Regions from separate parts of the Homo sapiens genome. Here region 1 is linked to region 2. A link is a loop called in an ENCODE intact Hi-C map of the cell type or tissue named here. Cell type or tissue: body of pancreas. All regions are shown on one strand. Each heading gives the region's core, and the rest is flanking DNA. Links, peaks and the distances in the headings are about the cores only.

Region 1 (10,568 bases), core at 1,742-9,741, 51 kb after region 2:
CAAATTACTTTTAGCATCAGATTTAGCTCAGTACGTGGCCTGTCTTGGGAATCCAAAAACTACTTATTGAAGGAATTTTTAAAAAATAAAGACTAAAATATACTTTCCTGTAGCTTTAATTTGCTTATGTTTCTTCTAAGTGATTTCTACTGAAATGTGTAATATATAACTATATACTCTTACATATGAAATGGCTTGGAAAAATTATCATAATTAAGATCAGAAAGTCTGTTGCAAGGAGTTATCTAGCAATAAAAATGATTTTAACTATGTAGATATTTACTGTTTGGACTAGCCATATGCACGAATATAGCTATCTTCTATCATGGTTCAGTTTTATTCCTAGAAACAATCTAGGAACCTAACTTGACTATTTCCAACATTTACAATAAAATTTTGAAGTGACTTTTTTAAAAAAACATGTTACAAATATAGCAAGCAGCTTATACAATTTTCTGAAGTAATTATTTCACATTATGAGATTTTTTAACCTCTGCCAAAAATCATTTCTATTTAGTAGCATTTTTTTTCCACATAGACACTTATTCTTCTAATTGAAGTAGGAGAGATGTCAAAATATTGAGTATCAGTGAAGTTCTAAGCAATAATAAAAATGACATTTAAATGTAAAGTTTTTCCAAGAGAATCCTCCAGGATGTGTCCCACCTTAAGATTTAGAATCGGTATATTATCATTAGTATCAATTTCATCTTCATCACACCAATTACATCCTCCCGCTTTAGTCCTTGTCTCCTACTAGGTAAATTAAAAATTGCAAAACCTAAATAAACAAAAGAAATGACTTATTCTTTGGAACCAAATTCATAAATGAGTTCTTTATTTTACAAGGTACATAACTCCCTTTTATATAACTTAATAAAAGCACTTTACAAAAGTCATATTAACAGAAAAGATTATACAAAACTTCTAATATTTTTTCAAATAAGCTTAAGCTTACATACAGCTAAATAATTTAGTCAACAGAGCAGTAAAACTGACTGACTTTTTGAAAGCTGGGTTCTATACTTTTATAGATCTGCATCACATTCCAGAAATCATAAACTCATGTAATAGTAAGAATGAATGAGCTGAAAACTTCATATTTATGTTCCAAAAACCTGTAGCAGAACTAAATTAGAGATGGAAGAGTACACTGGGCTTTCTCCATAGGTCATCTAAACAAATATCCAAGTGACTCAAGCGTCTCTCAAAGAATTGCTGTCAAGTCCTGAGAAGTCTCAACTTTCAAAGAAACCCTCTCTTTCCCCCCAAACAATGCACTGTTATATTTCCCAAGACAGAGGTGGTTCTTTAGCATCTACCACGAATATTCTGGCAAGAGCAACACCATGTTGATAAGATAAGGGATGCTGTCAATTGTTCCATCAAAGATCAATTCCTATTGTTCAGTAGAAAAAAATCTTTATGGGGAATATAGATTCTATTCTAACATATTAGCTGTGTTACTTGGTTTCAGTTTCTCTTTATCAAACTCATAGGAAAAGTGTAAAAACACCTGCTCTCTTTTCACTCATAGTACATTCGAAAAGCACATTACTGTACTTTTTCCCTGATCATTCTTTTCACCTGAAAGGCTCGTAATTCTATACTTAGGAGAGGTGGGCCAGTGAAAGTCTGGCAGTAAAAACGAAGGAACTTTACTTGCAAACTATTTCTGAGGTGCTTCATTTTTTCCCATTAAGAATTCATAAAAAGGATGCAGTATTTCAGTTTCAGAATCATACTGTAGTATACAATATATTAAATAGACTGCAGTCATGAGTAACATTAATTTTAGGGAAAACATTTTCTACCTCCATAACTTTATGAAATCTTTTGGAAATATGAGCAGGACCTGATATATTATCCTCTTATTACACAGTCTTAAAACACCTAAAATAATTATGTTAAGTAGTGGTTTATGTTTATTAAGGAGAGAAAACAACCCAAAATAATTTTTAAAAAGTCTGTTGCTGATAGTGCATAGTACTGAACAATGTGAACATTCCCTCTTTAAAGCAAAATATAAACCAGAAGTACAAAGAATACTTTGACAAAACTGCTATTTGCTCTCAGCAAATAAGACTCATAAAATTACTGTTGCTTTCACAAAACTTAAAGCAGAGTATTATGTAGTTAGAAAATACATCATGCTTAATCAAATACTGCTATGTCCCCTACTACTGAGAATGTATCAAAAGACATGTCTCCTCCCCCCCCCAAAAAAAACATATATATATGTCTTGCAATGTTCCCTGAAGGTTGGGAATCTGTGGTATATACTATGAGTGCAGAATGGGGGGTTTCTCCTTGTGAGTACATCAGGGCTACTGGGAACCAGCAGTTCAAAGAACAAAACTGTTGCTTTACACAAAGTAATGAAAGACAATAACATAGGCTTTTCATGTTGCCCCCTTCAAGCTAAGTAGGGTGATGCTAAGTTGTGCCTCTTTAAGTCTGTCTTTCTGTTTAAGTTTTAGTTCTCAAGTGGGAAGGGACAAAAAGGCCCTTGGAAATGACCTTGACCATATTTCACCAGAAATCACTTCTCAAAATTAATCTGCACAGAAAGAAAACAATGAAAAAAACTAGCCAAACAGGTTTTCCTTAAAAACACACAAGTAGTTCAAAGTTCCCTTCAATTGCACAATGAAAAAATAGCAATTAATGTTAAGAAACATTCAGTAGCTATAGCATAATAAAGGATTCACACATGCAGAGAAACCTCCATTCTTATCAAAATGAAAGTAGGAACTCTAACAATACAGCCAAATGTGATTGACAAGTTCCATGAATCAACAGTCTCGGATACCTATCTTTCTACATAGCCATCACCCCAAGTTACCTTCTCCCCAGTTAAGTCCAATGCCATGCTGAAATTTAACAAGAAGACCAGTTGAAATGAAACTATCTAAGTTACCAGCAAGGCTATCAAGATGATAGTATTATTTTCATACATTAACCTGAAATCAACACTAGGCACAAAAAGTTAAAAGAAGCTTAGTTAAGATTTAATTAACAAACTTAATAATTATTATCATAATAAACCCATCAACAAGCCACAAACACAATACCACACCAAACGATGTAAGAGTCATACAAATCCAGTTGTTTGAATAGTAATCTAACCTGGTATCACACCCAAAATGTAGATATGTTTAATATTTTAACACAAATTATCAGAGCTTTTCAGAAGTTGCCAGGAAACTAGAAGTAGACAGAGGGGTGGCTGGGTAAAAAAAACAACCTCAGTAGGAAAAAAATGTTCTTTAAATCAACGTACTCATAGTCTTCGAGTCTAGTGAAGATACTGAAACTGAAGCTAATTTTGATGTTTCATAAATAAATTCATGATCTGAATATGTTACATAACAATTAGAAATCTTGCCCCACGAGCCTAGCAAAATAAGCCCTTAGCCTGGTCAGTTATCTTTTCCTACACATGTGTGTGGAATATGCCAGAGAAATAATACAGCTGCCCAGCATGGGGTATATTGCTTTTTGGTTTGGGTCCTAGAAGGAGGGAACCTGACGCTTTAGGTACCTTGGGTTCTTAGGATTGAAGTTTACTATATGAAATCATTTTTCTTTAGTACCTAGACAAACAAATGCTTCACTCAAAGACAACTGTGGTCTTAATGAATGCAAGCTGGATTTTCCCCCCACTAACTTGATCAAAACAGTCCATTCAAAGGTCCATGAAAATATTTTAAAACAGCAATATTGCCATCTCAAGGGACCCATGAATAAGCTGAGCTTTCATTCTAAATAAAATGCCTTATTACTTTCAGCAGACTACAAAGGAAGAAATAAGCTTTAGGTCTTAGGAATTCTGTTCACAATTTTAAGAAAGGCTTTTGTCAACACAGGGGACCCAGAACAGGTGAATTTGCATGGTGCCTTAGAGTAGGTTTTTTTCTACATAAAAGAAGATCTGACTAGTTGAGTTAATTTACAGTTTGTTTTGTTTTTTGGGGCTGAAGAGCCTTCACTTTTTCATGTAGTTCTTCCAACATTAGTTAAGTTTACATTTAAACAAAGTTTAAGAGTATTATTGCAAACGTATTCTTGGCACATAGACAAGTTGCTGCTCTATGATGTGGCAACCACCTAGCAGAAGGAGGGTTCCTTGAATAACAACATTTTCCCTCTGTAGAATGTATGTGTCTCAGAGTATCCCTGAACTGGATGTCCTCATCTCAGTTTAGAGTTCAGGGTTTCTCAGGATGATGATACATGTACAGAAACTGCAACCTGCTGTACCACAGAGGCCCCCTTCCTCCATTTAAGCTGCCATTATATTAGTTCATTTTTCCATGGCTTAGCAGAAATTTTACAACTATACACTGATTCCTTTCTAAATTGCTGATTTGCCTTTACTCACTGGCCCTTCAGTTTTTCTACTCAACTGGAACTGAAAACTTAAGAGGAAAAAAGCAAAACAAATAAAACATGGTAATGATCAAGAACCCTCCAAAGAACTTTAAATGATATGAATGCATTAAAGAGCTGTTGTATATTAATTTTTAAATAATATTTAAAACAGATCCCGGCAGCCAGAGTTACAGAGTGAGTTCTATTTTTAAGAAAAGAGTTAGAGTTCAATTTGCATTCATTATGCTGGCTATTTTAAATAATTTTATTCCATGTGTATGCAGAACCCTCCCCTCCATTGACAAGATGCCACTTCAAGTAAGATCTAAGAGAGATATTGCTGTACGTGTCTCACAATTTTGAATAAAACAGTACCAGCAATCTCCCTCTTTCTCCATAGCCCTAAATTTATTATTAAGTAAATTTAGCAATAGCTCAATCACTGGAGCCCAAGACAGTATGTGATGCACTAAAGCACTTATATGTTTATTATCTTTTGCAAGCAACATGGGTAGTGGTGTCTATTATTGCCTCCTGCAAATCTGTAGCAATGTGATGCAAAACGGCATTTTTAAAGAAATTCTCTTTTGGAATGCAAATGATTCCTCCTGCAATTTTGAATATTTTAGCCAGCATGTACCATACAGTAGTTCTGGAATCACTGGCATCTCTCATGCTGTCAAAACTGAGTCAAATGCATTGTAATCCTGGAGAACGATAACCTTAAACAGCAATGCAACGTTAAAATGCATCCTAAAAAAAAATCCCTATAATTGCGATGAACATTAGAGAGAAACCGGCAGTCCTTCTGCAGGGAAATAACAGTCTGCTCTAGCAATCTTTCCCCTCCCCCCCTGAAACTCATGCAACTAATGATGACCTCCCGAAGTGCCGAATTTAAATGTTCCAGCATTCATCTGAGGATGAAGGAGGAAAAAAAAATACATAGAAAACCATGAAACAAGTTGTAAACTGCACAAACGCAAGGAGAGAAAGAGAACTGCAGCTGATTCAGGAGCGATTGCAGAATGAGGAGCAACAGAAAGGAAACAAGAAAGAAAGAAAAGGGGAAAAAAGCCTTAAGCATTAAAGAGTAAGAAGTGAAAAACATTTACCAGCAGCTCGGTCAGTAGCTTCGCTCCCTGACACCATCTACATAGATAACTTAGCCTAGAGTCTTCGGTCCCAGCTCGCTTTGGAGCAAAATTCCTTCACTTCGAGGGGGCAACACACACCCTCAAGAAAGAGAGAGAGAGGGAAAGAAGGGGAAAAAAAATAATCCCAAAGACCAAGACAGGCTTTCCCCCTCCTCCCTCTTACCCGCCCCCCGGACTCCCCAAACGGTGCTCGCTTCTGCACAGTTCTGCCTGCTGTGCCGCTGAGCTCGATGTTGCCGCGGCGGCTGCTGCTGCTGCTGCTGCTGCTGCTGCTGCTGCTGCTGCTGGTGGTGGTGCTGCTGCTGCTACTTCGGAAACGATTAGGAGGAGGACGCCCAAGCACGACCTGAGCCTGCGAGCCACCCAGGACCAATGTGCAACCTGCTCTGGAATCAAACCCATAACACACGCACGCACACCCAGTGACTCCTGCACGCGAGCTCTCGCGCGCACACACGCGCTCGCCCGCGCGCCGCACAACACACGCGCGCGCGCGCACACACAAACACACACACACACACACACACACACACACACACACAGAGCGCCGTGCGCCGCCCGCTAGCCCTCGCGGTCCCTGAATGGGGAGTGCGAGCCAATCCCTGGGCCCCGAGAGCGCGCACCGGCCCAGGCCGCCGGGGTTGGGTGGTGGCGCTGGGGCTGCAGCTGCTGTGGCTGCGGGGTACGCAGCCAGGGAGGGGCTCACGGCTGAGAAAGAGGGGCGCTAGGGACACGTGCACCCCTTTGTCTGCAGAGAGAACCCCAGCTGGGCGTTTCCAAGACCAGGAACTGAGCGCGCGAACCCCGGGCGGCTCAGAGTTCAGTTCGGCTCTAGGGTTAGCCTGAGGAGGCTTGGATCCCTAGCTGCACGCACCGAGGGATCCGCTCGGCACCCGATGCACCACATCTATGCACCACAGCTACACCCAGGTCTCTGCAAACAGGAGAGCACAGCAAGCCTTCGAGTCCTGCGGACGACCCGAGCCTGCCCTGGCTCTCGCGAGCATGTCCAGTGCTTGGCTGCACCCAGACCGCTTCTTCCAGGGTTAGGAACGCAGAGCAGGGCAGAGCCGAGCTCTGCAGCTTCCAGAGAGAAGCAAAGGTTCCAGAGTCTTCAGCCGCTGCTCACCTGCCTCATCTAGGCTGCCCGGTGGCTCTGAACCTGCACCCAAGGACGTAGTGATGGGGAAGCTAGATTTCCAGACGTCAGAGAGGAGTTACTTCTCTTTTTTTCATATAGGGAATCTTTGAAAAGAAACAATTCTTAGCCCAGGAAAGGCTGTTTCAGTTTACAGGGTAATTAACAGAAAATCCAGCAGGGCCTGGTGGTTTTAATAGTAACAGCTGAACAAGTATTGCTTGTTCAGCTCTGTGCAGGCTCTGTGGAATGTGTTGCCTATGAATTATCTGATTTTAACCTGTTCAGACACTGTATGATCCACCCTAGGAGGAAACCGAGGCCCCAGAATGTTACCAACTGCTAGTATATCATACCCAATACATCAAGAATCTAAACCCTGCAGTCTGGCCCTCAGTCACTGGAGACAGGATGAGGAGTGTGGATGAACGCTAGGCAAGTACAGCAAGGTAAAGGCCTGGTGGGTGTTTGGGTGATAACATCCTCTGGCCTTCAAGCTGTACCTGGCTTGTTGTCTTCAATAACCTACAAACCTTGAAAAACTGCATGCCTGAAATTTGCCAATGTCTTCATAGTACTAATATTAATAATACTTATCTCTTGATTACATACTCTTGTTCATCCTTTAATTAGGTGCCATCTTAATCTTTAAAGGAACTCTGTAAAGAAACTATCCTACCCCCCTTCTACATATGAGGAGGCTGAGACTGAGATGTGGTGTCACTTCCCTCAAGGGACAGGCCCTGAATGAAGACACTGTTTGTCCTATTGCAAGGTCTATGCTGTTTTTTACTAGAATTTGCATCTCCCTTAATTGCCTTCTGAATAAAGCCATGGGATGAGGCCATGGCAGTTACTTTTGATTTCATTCAAGAAATTCATTGATTTTGTAACATTCACTCATTCAAGGATATTTACTGAGCATTTACTTCCTTCAAGGTGCTATCCTAGTGGTGACGGGATGACAAGGGCATTATCTCTATACTCTTTGGGCTTATATTCTAACAAGAAGACGGTGATCATATGCTTAAAATGCTAATGAGGGGCATTTACTGAGGGCTTGCTAGGAATGCATTTCTCTCCCCTCTTCATCTAGCAAACTCCTATTTATCCTTCATCTATCTCTTCCAGCATCAACTTCTTCAGGGAAGTCGTGAGATCTTTCTGGGTTATTACAGGTGTTCAAGGCATCATGTAACTTTAAAAAATTTGTGGTAGCTTCAGTTTTCCACTTGTGTTATGATTTAGCTAGTGTATGTCTCCTAGACACACATGAACCCTCTAGACTGTAAACTCCATGGGGGCAAGAATGTGTCTCTTTTAATTAAACTCACTCTCACTCTCTACCACACACACACACACACACACACACACACACACACACAAACTACTCTTGGAATAAGAATAATAATTCCTAGGAGAGGGGAGCTGTTTTTATTCCCAATTCACAGATGAGTAAAATGTGGCTGAGTAAGATTAAGTAGCTTGCCCAAGGTCACATACCTGGATAACTGGCAGAGAAGGACTCCCACGCAGGTCTGTCTGGTGCTACAGTCCACATGACTAACCCCTGTCATGTTGTCCAACAGCCAATCAGACTACATGAAAGGGGATCATGGGAAATAAGGTAGACAGATGCTGGGGATGGCATTATGGGGGAATACAGAAGTAACAGAGATAAATCATTCAGTATAGTAAGAATTAAAGAGGCATGCAGTAGAATTTTTTGAGACAGGGTCTTGCCCCGTGGCCCAGGCTGGAGTGCAGTGGCACGATCTTCACTCACTGCAACCTCCGCCTCCCAGGTTCAAGTGATTCTCGTGCCTCAGCCTCTGGAGTAGCTGGGATTACAGGCATGCACCATCACGCCCGGCGGATTTTTGTATTTTTAGTAGAGATGGGGTTTCACCATGTTGGCCATGCTGATTTTGAACTCCTGGCCTCAGTGATCCACCCGCCTCGGCCTCCCAAATTGCTGGAATTACAGGCATTAGCCACCTCGCCAAGGATATTCTTAATCTACTATGGGCACCCACCATGTGCTAGGCAACTTGCTCAGATTTTTTTTTCTCATTTTAACCTTAACAATTCTTTTGGCTAAGCATGGTTATTTCCAATTACAGACAATGAAACAGACTCCCCAACAAACCTGACTATAAACTCCAGGGGTACAGTGATATGTCTACTTTAATTTCCCATTTTATCTCATAGTATCTGCCAGCTAAAGTCACTCTCTGTTCCTCTCTCAACCCCTCTCTTACACACACACACACACACACACACAGACACACACAGACACACACACACACACACACACACACGCAATTCGCCCAAGGTCTTACAGCTAGTAAGTAGCAGAGTTAGGATTTGAGGCCAGGTCTGTCTTCACCGTTTCAGAGGAGGTTGGTATGGGGGCGAGGTGATGTCAGTGTGGTGTTGCAGTTTAGCCATGCTATAGTATTTGATAATGCCGGAGGATCTAACTGCCAGGGAGAGATACTGCCGGTGCATTTTCCCCTTCATCAAATCTTATAAGGAATTTGAGATTCAAAGACTTAAAGTTATTTTACCAAGGTCACAACCAGTGTCACAATGCAGAGCTACATTCTAAACCCAGGCATCTCTCACTGCAGACGTGTGGTACAGGATGTTGTAAATGGCACTGGGGCTTTCCAAGATTTTCAGCAAATCCTGGCTGGGGGAACCCTCACTCAGAGAGGACATGCTGTCCAGAGCCAAGCAAGCCTTCTGCACCACTCCTCCCACCTGTTACCTCTCCTCGAGGCTCCACCTTTGTTCAGGCCCCTGTTCCTCTGCCTTTTCAGGCCTTACCTGGAACCCAATGCCTCACTGCCTCCCTGCTCATTGTCAGCAGCAGCAGTGGCTACAAGCCACGGTAAAGTAAAAACTGCATTTTGTCCAGCTCTGCTTCTAAGCTGACTGCTGGGCATGCTCAGTGATAAAGGGAAGCTTTGATTACAAATAGGAAGCTTTTGTTAAACACCTTTCCATTTTGGAGTATTACTTTGTAACTGGATCAGTGTGTGTAGCCCGTTGCAGAGATCCCTAGGCTATACCAATCAGGTCTGTAAGAATGAGATGCTTCCACATGGAAAAATATCTCCATCCTTTGCATCCTCTACCTTATCTCCAGCATTCATCTCGCTGTTCTGTCCTCTCTGTAAGTGCACACAAAGAGCATCCACAAACTGTATCCGTTCTATTTACATACCTCACAGCTATAGACATATGCATCCAGCTACAAATACATACCAGCCCTTGACTGTGGATTTGTTTCTTGCAATTGTTTGGCCATTAACTTGCTCTACACTGAAATGTTATGAATAAAGTGAAGTTTCTAAGAAAAGGCTAAATATTAACCTCTCTTTTCTCCCTCCTCCACCCCCCTCCCCAGAATAAATGTATTCCCTAGAAAATGCTTCAGGCAGCAGAAACGTCTCGGGGATTTTTGAAAACCTCTTCCTGTGTATAAGGTAAGTTGATTTTTGTTCACATGTGCAGTGCAATCCTTAACTCGTGATGAGAATAACCGGTTAAGAAAGGCATGAAGGGCAACCTTCAAGGAAAACTTTGCAGAATACTTAAAGTGTTAGTTGATATTCTGCTGGGGCACCCAGGACACGAACTTTTAAGCTTTTTGAGAAGTCGTGTAACAGCTGGGCATTTTAATGTAGATCATCACAGTTATTCTTCATAGCAACTCTATGATCCCCATTTTATAGATGGAGAAACAAAGGCTTCAAAAGAGCAAATCAGTTACAGCCAACTCATACAACTAGTAAGTATCCAAGGTGGAATGTAATACCAGGTCTGTCTGCTGCCGAATTCTGTATGGTGAACTCTTCATTCTGCTGCCTCGAACTTCCCACATCCATTTG
Region 2 (10,568 bases), core at 1,554-9,553:
ACATGTTCTTCAGAGTGGTTAAACTTGCCAACTCTGTAATTACACATTTGGTCATATTAGTCCTCGAATTATGAAATTTCGAGGATCACTCATCTAATAGCATCAAACCAATGTGTATATTGACTCATGAAAATTCATATGAAGTTAACTACCATGTGGTTGCTTCCAGTTTTCTTTTTTTTTTCCAATAGAGTGTAATTAATGTGTGCAACCTAATGAAATATGCTGCAATTAAAGAACTACTATGCATAGTAATATCTCTGCTTGTTTCAAATAAAATACAGTCTGTGGTGACATTTCAGGAATGGAAAGTATGAAAAGCAAAATTAAATTGTTATTTGATTTCAAATTGCAGCTGGGTACCTGAATGCAAAGACTGTCTATGAAAAACTGATTGTTTAATGTACCCCCTCAACCTATCTTAAAAACATTGTTATATGTGTGTAGGTTTGTTCTTTACTCATAAGGAAATACAGCTTGGCCCACAAACCAAGAAATACTAAAGCACTTTCATTTGTAACAAAAAACCACCAACACAAATGCCCGGCATCTTAGAAGAGTACTAATCCTCACTGTAGCTGAGAATTTCTGGGACTAGGGCTTCAAATCAAGTGAAGTAGGGTAACCCACCCATGACTTTGAGCCTCAAAGAGACTCGGAAATTGTCGACACAGATAGAGTCTCTTGGAAAAACCAATTGGAGGAAAATAATAATAACAATTCACACCAATTTTCCTGAACCACTTTAAAATATTTTCTTTTTTTTTTTTTTTTTTTTTTTTGAGACGGAGTCTCGCTCTGTCGCCCAGGCTGGAGTGCAGTGGCGGGATCTCGGCTCACTGCAAGCTCCGCCTCTCGGGTTCACGCTATTCTCCTGCCTCAGCCTCCCGAGTAGCTGGGACTACAGGCGCCCGCCACCACGCCCGGCTAATTTTTTGTATTTTTAGTAGAGACGGGGTTTCACCGTTTTAGCCGGGATGGTCTCGATCTCCTGACCTCGTGATCCACCCGCCTCGGCCTCCCAAAGTGCTGGGATTACAGGCGTGAGCCACCGCGCCCGGCCAAAATAATTTCACATGTACACCTATTTTTCTCTTAGCTATCTTTTGTTACTGACCATTGGAAGGAGTACAATATTGGGATACCAATGCAGGACAATGAATTAGTTTATCATCTCATTCTAACATGTATAAGCGAATCTATCATGCCTCAAGCCCGTACATGCTATACTCTGATATAGAGCATTATACCAAAGGGCTAGTCTTAGTTGTAGGCAAACAACTATTTGCATTATTATCTTGAGGAGTTAGAAAAATTAAGGTACATTTATGGTCAGAAAGATGGGTGTTTCCTTCAGAATACACAAGAAAAATATTTCATCCAAAAGATTTTCTTCTTATATCTTTAAATACTTGTTTTAAAGTGGGAAAAATAAAAAATCTCTGGGTTCTACAACATGATATAAGAATTTTATGTGCAGCATTAGTATTTCTTGAGAATCTGAATACCATACTCCACCTCCCCTAAAAAATTTATTGAGTCACACATGTTGAATGACAGTTAGGTGTTGACAGTGTGTCTACTTACATTTGCTAAAAACAAAAATGCTTTCTGTAATGAATATCAATGTTACTCAGGGTAATACGGTTAAGTTACTTATGTTGATATGCTTACCTACTTTCAAATGATCCCACTGTAAAAGTTTCATTGTCATCTCTCTTCAGCATTAGGAACAAAAATTCTGTAATATATTTTCATATAAAAGATGGGAAGCGACTGTACAAAATTACTATAAAATAAACTGAAACTGACTAGCTGGCTCTCATATTTTTAAAATGCATGTTCAACAAAAAGAAATATCAAGCAAAATTGCCAACAAATCTTTCAAAGGCCACTCATCAGTGCTAAAGACCACAATCAGCTTGTCATAATTAACTTCATAACTAAGGAAGATAAACGTAAGCAACAGCACACAGCCCAAATCACAGCTTGAGAAATGAAATTGAAATGGCTAAAAACTGAACTTGAGCCAAACTGCTTTATCCTAGTCACCTTGTTTCATAAATCAAGTAGAAGAATATCTGTACATCAGCAATGTTGTATATTAGTTCAGTTTTATTGATGTGAATCGCATTGTTTTACGAAGTGAACTTTCTCCAAAAAATAGCACGAATAAAGGGATGTGAATTATAGATGTGCATCATCACAATATACTATTGACTCTAACTTTAATGCTGTTTCTGCAGATATTACTAACCTGCATCTTGTCCTTTTGATCAAACACTTGTCTGTCCAGGATGTGACATGGAGAAAATTATTCCAGCAAACCTATGGGCTTTCTGCTTTTTAACTTCTGTCTCTCACTGACGTTTTCCCATTGCCCTACCTACATGAACCTACTTGGTATTGCGTCCAATAATTACACCTTAATTTTTGAGCTGAAAAAGAAAGTCATTCAGGTGAGAATTTTATCTGTGGGAACCTTGTGTTTACCACAGAGAAACTTTAAAATATATATATAAGATGGCAAGAATAAAGGTGCCAGGAATAAAGGTGACAAAATCCTTCAGCTGAGTTAGAAATAAGGTATGTAAATAGCTCTGTAATACCCCCACATTTTCTAAAAATATCAAATGCAAAAAGAAAAACAAGAATATAGTAACCACATTTTCAATGTAGTTGGAACTTGCTGCCTTGGGGTGAGGAAAAAGTAGGGGGAAAGGAGAGGAATCCAATTCCAATTTTCATTGCACGATTCCCATACGTATCTATCAGAATAGTTCTCTTGGCCAAGTATTTATTAAAAATCCTCACCCAGTCTGCTTATAAACAATTTGAAAACTCACACATTACAATATTCATAGCTGTGTTCAAGAAGTGACCTTCCGAGCTGACTTTATTGTGAACTATAAAAAGTGCTAGCTAATAAAACACAAGGGCATTTCGTTGGTTTCCAAGATTTTACTTTCTAGGTTTCTCACCCCCTTCAAAAATCCCTCCTACCAGTGATCAAAACTGTTTTGTGACTCACCCTTGACTATACAGAAACCCAAAAGCAGAGGCAGCAAAAAACATGTATCCCACTGAATCGTAAGGAGAGCATTCAATGCAAATTTTAAGGACAGATTTGCAGATTGTACCACTGCTCTCTGTTGTGGCTTATTTGCTGTTTAATTACATGCATGCAAATTTTTTGAGGTTTTACCCTTGAGTATGTATTCTACGAAAGCTCATAAAATTCTTGAAATTAGCTATACTTGTAATCTTATAATATTCCCCAGACTGTGAGTAAAATTGTACTTATTCACTTAAAATTAATATCCTTTTCTGGGTTCTCTGTGGAATTCCGAAAAAACATTAGCCGCAAAGTTCACAGACCTAGGTGTTTTAATCCAGCAGTCATGGCTGTCTACCTTCTAACTATGGCAAAACATGATTAGAAAATGTCCTGCTGCTCAGAGCCTCAACCTATGAAATGAATTTGCACAGAGGTCATTAAGTAGTAAAAAAACAAAAGCAATTCTCAAGGCTTTTAAAAAACTCAAATAGGCTGGGGGCAGTGGCTCAAACCTGTAATCCCACATTTTGGGAGGCCAAGGTGGGCAGATCACCTGAGCTCGGGAGTTCGAGACCAGCCCGACTGATATGGAGAAACCCCGTCTCTACTAAAAATACAAAAATTAGCCGGGCGTGGTAGCGCATGCCTGTAATCCCAGCTACTCGGGAGGCTGAGGCAGGAGAATCGCTTGAACCCAGGAGGCGGGGATTGCAGTGAGCCGAGATGGCACCATTGCACTCCAGCTTGGGCAACAAGAACAAAACTCCATCTCAAAAAAAACCTCAAATATGCAACAGAATACAAGGAAATATGTGAGGAAGAAACCTCTCCAATGTTAACAAGCCATTCATTTTGCTCTTGTTATAATTGTAATTATGTACGTCCATGAAGTTGTCCTATTTCAGAACCAACTACTGACTCAAGCACTCAGATGACTGCGTTTACTAACTTAAGTGGTGTTATGTGGGAATCCAGGCTCAGGGAGGCCATTTCTTAAAAATCTGGATTAAAAAATAATATGAAACTTCCAACATTAAAATTCTCTGTAGCTTTGGTTGAAATGAAAACTGGCCTAGATTGGATATTGCACTGAAAAACAAATACCCTCTGGCACGTCTAATGAATGTTCCCATGAAGTGGATTTCTCAATCCTAGACTTAAACACTATTTTGTAGAATGAGCCTTTTAGAAAATCTTGCCTTTTGTCTGGATCTCAGTTTTCCCACATTTAAAGGGAAGTTTGGATTGGCTTCCAAATGTCTTTCTGGGGAACTGCTTCTCGGAAGACGCGGCTCACTTCTAAAAGGTTCGATTCCAGATCTACTGAATCAAATTGCCAGAGAAATGCCCAGGAAGCGGCATGCTCCGCAACTCCTTAGGTGATTCTGATGCAGAGCCCGCAGGTGCTTAGGCGCACCGCTACATGGACCTGGATGAAGGCCTTTCCGTTATAATACCCACCATCAGCCCAATGAGCCCTGCAGAAAGTGAGAGGGAGGAAGAGGTGGTAAATAACAGGGGTGTCTGGCAGGCATCAGCAGTAATTACAGGTAGGAAAAGGGTGTCAGGTCTTCCTACAAAGAAGCTCCTTCCCTTTTCTTCTTGGGACTCTCCCACCCCCTGCTGGTAGGACCCAGCATTTCTCATTTCCTTGCTCTGCTCGCGTTACTACAGGGACAGAAGCGAGGAGTAGAAAGGAAGATGTAAACACGGAGCTGGCTCCTGGAAGCGGGGAAGGAAGGAGAGATGTCAGAAGAAAGCAAGCAAGTGGAAGTTAAGAGGAAAAGAGCAAATCTGCATGGGGCACAGGTCACGCGCCAAGTATGTCTGTAGGACTAGGTAAGTAATGAAAAGTAAAGCTGGGTAAATAAAAAAAGAGAGAAAGCGCTGGGGGTAACGGGGCAGGAGCAGGCAGTCCACCTAAGGCGGCCACTGACCAACTGCAGTGATGTGGGCAAGGTGAGCCCAGGGCTGTTGTGGCTACCAATTTTTTCAAGAAAAGCCAGAAATTTCAAACTCAGAAATTTGGATTCTATTTTATTTTAAACTCCCAACATTTAAAAGTTTACAACGAAACATTTGAAACAAAAACTCCACATATCAAATCGGCCTGTAGTCTGCGTCTGTTGCCTAAGGAGAAGTGTGAGTGTTCAGAAGGTGGTCAGTGAAGAAGTAAAGAGCTCAGGAAGAAAAACGTGATACAGAACAGTAAAAAGGAATTGGTTTGCAGTGACCATTGAATAGAGGATGAGGACGTTGTCAGCGATTACCTAGGATGTTTGGTCGACCCCTGACGATCATGGATTTAATTTGTTTGTTTTTCAGAAATCACTGACTGCTTTTGTCAAAATCAGAAGAGTACTCATGTGGCTATTTGAAATTTTGTCCTGGTAAAGATCCCATGCATTGGCTCCAGGGCTTCCAGGAGTCAGGGACTCAGGTGGTTTGCAAGCAAGGCTCAGCCAGGAACCTCCTCACATCCACTTTATATTCCCTTACACAATTGGAATAAAATGTTTCCTTTGTTTTCACCCCTGCAAGATGATTGTGAAAATAATAAAGTAACATTCATTAAGGATCAAGTGTCAAGTGTGCAAGGTTGTGAGAACCATGCCAAAGCCCTGACCATGGCCCCTGGCACACAGCACTGGACAAACGTCAGCAATTATTAACATCTGTTGTCCCTGGCAACAGCCCCATGAGGAAGGGATTTTTATTCCAATTTTAGAGATGATGAAACCGAGATTAGCCTGATAAGTCACTTGCCAATATACTTAGAAAGCAATGGAGCCAGGTTTGGGAGGTTTTACTCACTAGTCTTAACTCCCAGTGCTGAAGGGAGATGTGAAGAGAAAGGGCAGGTGTCCACCACAGCACAGATGCTGAGCTGCTGCCCTTCCACCCTTGCACAATCTTTCAGACAAACTAAAGCATCAATTTCACCTTAACTATTGGCTCATTAGAGGCCAAAGGGGATCAACGAAAATTTTTAGTTGTCTTTATTACATTTGATGAAGAAAATGGTATTCTTGCTATGTTTAAGACCTTGAGAATAGTACAGGTCAAGGATCTGTACTATTAGATGGAATATCAGGGAAGAAGAAAGTACTTCAGCTCAGCTTCCTATACTGAAAATTATAATGCAACGGGAGATTTAGTCATCAGGAAATGAATCCTATGATTTCAAATACCCAGGATATATAAGCCATACAATTAAAATGACTTGGTTTGCTTGAAATAAAAAACTAAAATTAAGTACAGTGTTGTTTAACTGATCAAATTAGACTGCTGAGTTACAATTTTTCATGTCTTGCTATTAAGAAGTTTAATGCTTTTCAGAGCTTCAACGGTATTAGAAAACCTTAATAAAATGCAAACACATTAAAAAAAATTAGACCTGGAAGGGTCCTTATAAATAATTTCTTATAATTTCCTCCTCATCTAATAAGTTCGAAAATTTAGATCTAAAAAGAATGCAAACACAGGCCTCCAATCACATTGCCTCATTAGTGGCAGAGCTTCGACTGCTTGGGACAGGTGCTACTAACAACCTCATAGATGAAACCAATTTAGTGTCTTTAGTTACCTTACTGAGCGGACACATTGAATTGGATTTCATTTTCTAAAGAGAAAGTACATAAATGTGTATATATTTATATATGGCATACATAAATATGGCTATTTGATGTATGTTTTATATATTAATATCATTTACATATGCTGTATATTATTTGATATATCTAATATATTGTTTTTACATATTTTAAAAACATACTCCCACCTAAAAAATTCACAAAAGAAATTTGGTAAAGAAATATTAACCAAATATATAAAAATCAAAGTGATACATTTTTTCATGTAGATTGGCAAAGAATAAAAACATGATAAAACACACTGCTGGTAAAAACATGGGTAAATCAACATTAAATTACTATCTCTGTAAATATGTGTCAAAATATATAATGTATATGTATATCCTTAGATTCATTAATTCCAATACTAGGGATTCATTTCAAGAAAACAGAGAGTTGTCTAAAAATACCTAAATAAGGATGTTCATTTTTATGTGTCTTGTAAAAAATTACAAACAACTTAAATGTTATGGTGACAGAATAAATTCTAGCATATTATTCAATGACGTTCTTGGGCCACCATAAAAAATTATATTGCCCTTTATTCATGGGAATGATGGTAAGCTTCTAAAAGAGAAAAGGCAAAAAGAAGATGCTTAAAATATAAATGTGTCATCCCACCTACGTAACTTTTTTTTTTTTTTTTTTTTTTGAGATGGAATCTCACTCTGTTACCCAGGCTGGAGTACAGTGGTGCCATCTCAGCTCACCACAACCTCTGCCTCTAGGCTCAAGCGATTCTCCTTCCTCAGCCTCCAGAGTAGCCGGGATTACAGGTGTGCGCCACCAAGGCCCGGCTAATTTTTCTAGAGAAGGGGTTTCACCATGTTGGCCAGGCTGGTCTTCAACTCCTGACCTCAAATGATCCACCTGCCTCGGCCTCCCAAAATATTGGGGTTACAGGCATGAGCCACCGCACCCAGCCCACTTATGTAAAATTTTATATGGATATCTGAAACAATATGCACCAAAGTACTAATATTGCTAATCTTTGCCTGTAAGATTTTAGATGATATTTCATTCTTCTTTAAATGTTCCTGAATTATTTAAATCAAATTAAAATGATCTTGCATTATAATCAGGAAAAAGATCAATAAATATATTTCTAGTTTGAATTTTTTTCAAAATTAAAGTACTTTTTCTAAAAATAATACACGATGATCTATACCAATGGCATAATTTTCCAAATTTTCCAAAATAACATGTTACCATTTTTTAAAAGTTAGCAGTATTATCCTTATGATCCTAACATAATTTTAGATATAAACTAAATGCTAATAGATAAGCATTTCATGAGCTTTACCAGATGAAAGGATATTTGAATTCAAGTAGAAACTTCCTCAATATCTAGCTGGGCGAACTGGGCTCAACCAGTGAACCTTCCTTAGACCTCATTTCCTTCCTAAAGCATTAAATGAGAAACTTTAGCTTAATGACCTCTGAAAATATTTTTATTTCAAAAAACCAAAAGTAACTCTCAAAACTTCAAAATGTGAAATAATTCCTTAGTAATTTACATCCTCTGAAAATATCCCCCAACCCATCCTATGAATACAACTCTAGGTTACAAAGGATAAAATCATATGTCAAAGTTTCTCAACTTGGTTACGGAAATGTGAAATTCTTCCATAAGTCCTTGAAGAGTCTCTTAAGAACTAAACAAAATATACATTCCTATTCTGGGGTCTTACTCCAACGATAGAAGTTGATAAGCGGTATCTGTTCTTTTGCTTCCCAAGGGCTTTGCTAGCATCTTAGATATAATCATGCACTACCACCAAAACGCTGACTAGTCTGAAAAAAAAAATCAGTGGGTTCTGCTTCAAGTAGCTCATTCGCTATGTTGCTACCATTTTCCAAAAAATCCTGTTTAGAATTGATGCAATGTGGCTTGTCCTTTGGGCTTGAAGATCACTCCATGTGGGGTTTTAACCAAACTGGAAAACTTCCACACATTTGTAAAGCAAAAGGCACATTTCAGGATATTCATTATCTCACATCAAATAAAGCACTCAAGCCCCATCTCTAAAAGTCTATACGCCTCACCGGGAATCAGATGAAAATGATCTCATACTTGCGCATGCTAAAGACCTTAGGTTTTTTTGTAGGGATGGAGAAGGTGTGGAGTTACAGAGGACAGATTTAACATTGAAACGGATCAGAAGTGGTGGATTCATTGGCATACTTTGGCTAGAGACAGAAGTGTGAGAGGTATATCAAAATTGCTAGCATGAGTGATGATAAACAACAACTGACATTCAGCTTCAGAATCAGAAAAACAAGAGGGAATACTGGAGACTGTCAATACCTGGAGAACACAGGTGGCCTAAAGGGAATAGCTTCAATTCAGCTCAGCAGATTACCACTATGTGGAAACGCAGGCCTTGTGTTGCCAGTGCTACTTTTTATTATTTTCAAAAGAAGCTGCACATCTAAGTTCTATCCAAATCTGTTTGATTCCAAAATGCTAGCAACCATTTGTTTTTAACCCTGTCTGAGCCAACACTGCAGTGGGCAAAATCAAACAGGATTATGCGCCAGATTTGGCTTGTGGCTGACCAGTGTGCAGTTACTGACTCAGATACAGAATACACAAAACATATATAATCACTGCCAAAAGTAAAGTATCTTAAAATATATATTAATAGATGCATATTATCTTGTTTAGTGGGGGAGCTTCATGAACAAAATAACCAGGGCAAGAAAAAAGGATAGGGATGAAAGGAATTTAGAGGGAAAGCTAATCACCACCAAAGGTGTACAGACATGAAAATTTTCATCCTTTTTGTTTTTTTAAATATGGGGGTTCAACTGAGTTGAAAGATTACAGGTAGAGAGGTATGAGGTAGAAGAAAGCTCTAACTAATGAGAAGCGGATTATATACACCAGGCACTATACTAGGAACTTGACATACTATCTTCGTATTTCATTCTAATGGTAATGTGGTAATATTACTCTTATTTTCTAGATGTGAAATGAAAACTGGCAGGCATTAACCAATCTATAATCTGACAGCACAGAGTTGGGATTGATGTCTGTCTATAAAACTCAAGGTGCTTTTTGTTCTGTTTTTGTTTTTTATTTTTTTACCCAGCATTCTGTGATACTGGAAAGTAGGTTACACTTACCGTCTAGTGTTTCCCTGCCCAACAGGGTAGGCACTGGACATATATGGGCAATGAACACCTGAAATGTGGCTAATATGACTAAGGAACTTAGTTTTTAATTTTATTTAATTAATTTACAATTAAATTTTTAAATGACGAAATGTATTCAGTTATTGGAAAACTTTTAAATGTGTGATGAACAACTTGTATATGGAAATCTACTTTTGTAACTATAAATTTTGTACACTCCAAATGTATATCAAATAGTTGTGATGAATATTTATAATCTGAATTAAGATGTGAGTAAATACACACTGGATTCCAAAGATTTAGTATGAAAAAAGAATGTAAAATATTTTAAATATTTTTAATATTGACTACATGTTGAACTGATAATATTCTGGCTATATTGGGCTAAAAAATATATTATTAAAATTAACTTTACCTATTTCATTCTACTTTTTTAAGTGTGGCCATTAAAATACGTGTGGCTTGTATTATATTTCTATTAGATTGCACAGATCTAAGCCAATGTTTTTCAACATCACCTGTACCTTAGAATCAACTGGAAGCTGGATAAAAATATCACTGTCAGTCTACAATTTAATCACTTTGGGGGTGGGACTTGAGCACTCGTATTTTTAAAAGATGTCTCAGTGACTCTAATGTGTAGTGAGAAACAGAGGTACCATGCTTGAGAGATGTAACTTCATTCTGTAGGCAGTGGGAAGATGCTGACAAATTTTGAAACAGGAAATAACAGAAGGCTA

What was found. Peaks named below come from ENCODE experiments on the same cell type or tissue, not always from the same donor. Only the 100,000 strongest peaks of a DNase experiment are listed, where the experiment ranks them.
Region 1: it touches region 2 in a loop (2.2-fold over the local background); 4 of 110 quality-filtered maps call a loop at or near these places.

The regions. Positions count from the first base shown.
Region 1 is chr5:166,974,445-166,985,012 of GRCh38, reverse strand. It overlaps TENM2 (teneurin transmembrane protein 2), which reads right to left and starts at 5,984. Exons shown (of 31, transcript NM_001395460.1): 1 at 5,490-5,984. RefSeq lists enhancers at 5,926-6,425, 6,426-6,927. In body of pancreas, for the core only: no CTCF peak of the experiment used is centred there; DNase peaks (open chromatin) are centred at 6,072 and 6,392; H3K4me3 peaks cover 1,697 bases; H3K27ac peaks cover 4,211 bases.
Region 2 is chr5:167,024,844-167,035,411 of GRCh38, reverse strand. The region is part of intron 1 of TENM2 (teneurin transmembrane protein 2); the gene reads right to left. Among named protein-coding and RNA genes, the nearest start is that of TENM2, 51 kb to the right of the region's middle. In body of pancreas, for the core only: a CTCF peak has its summit at 4,708 (motif pointing left); DNase peaks (open chromatin) are centred at 4,691 and 5,711; H3K27ac peaks cover 400 bases.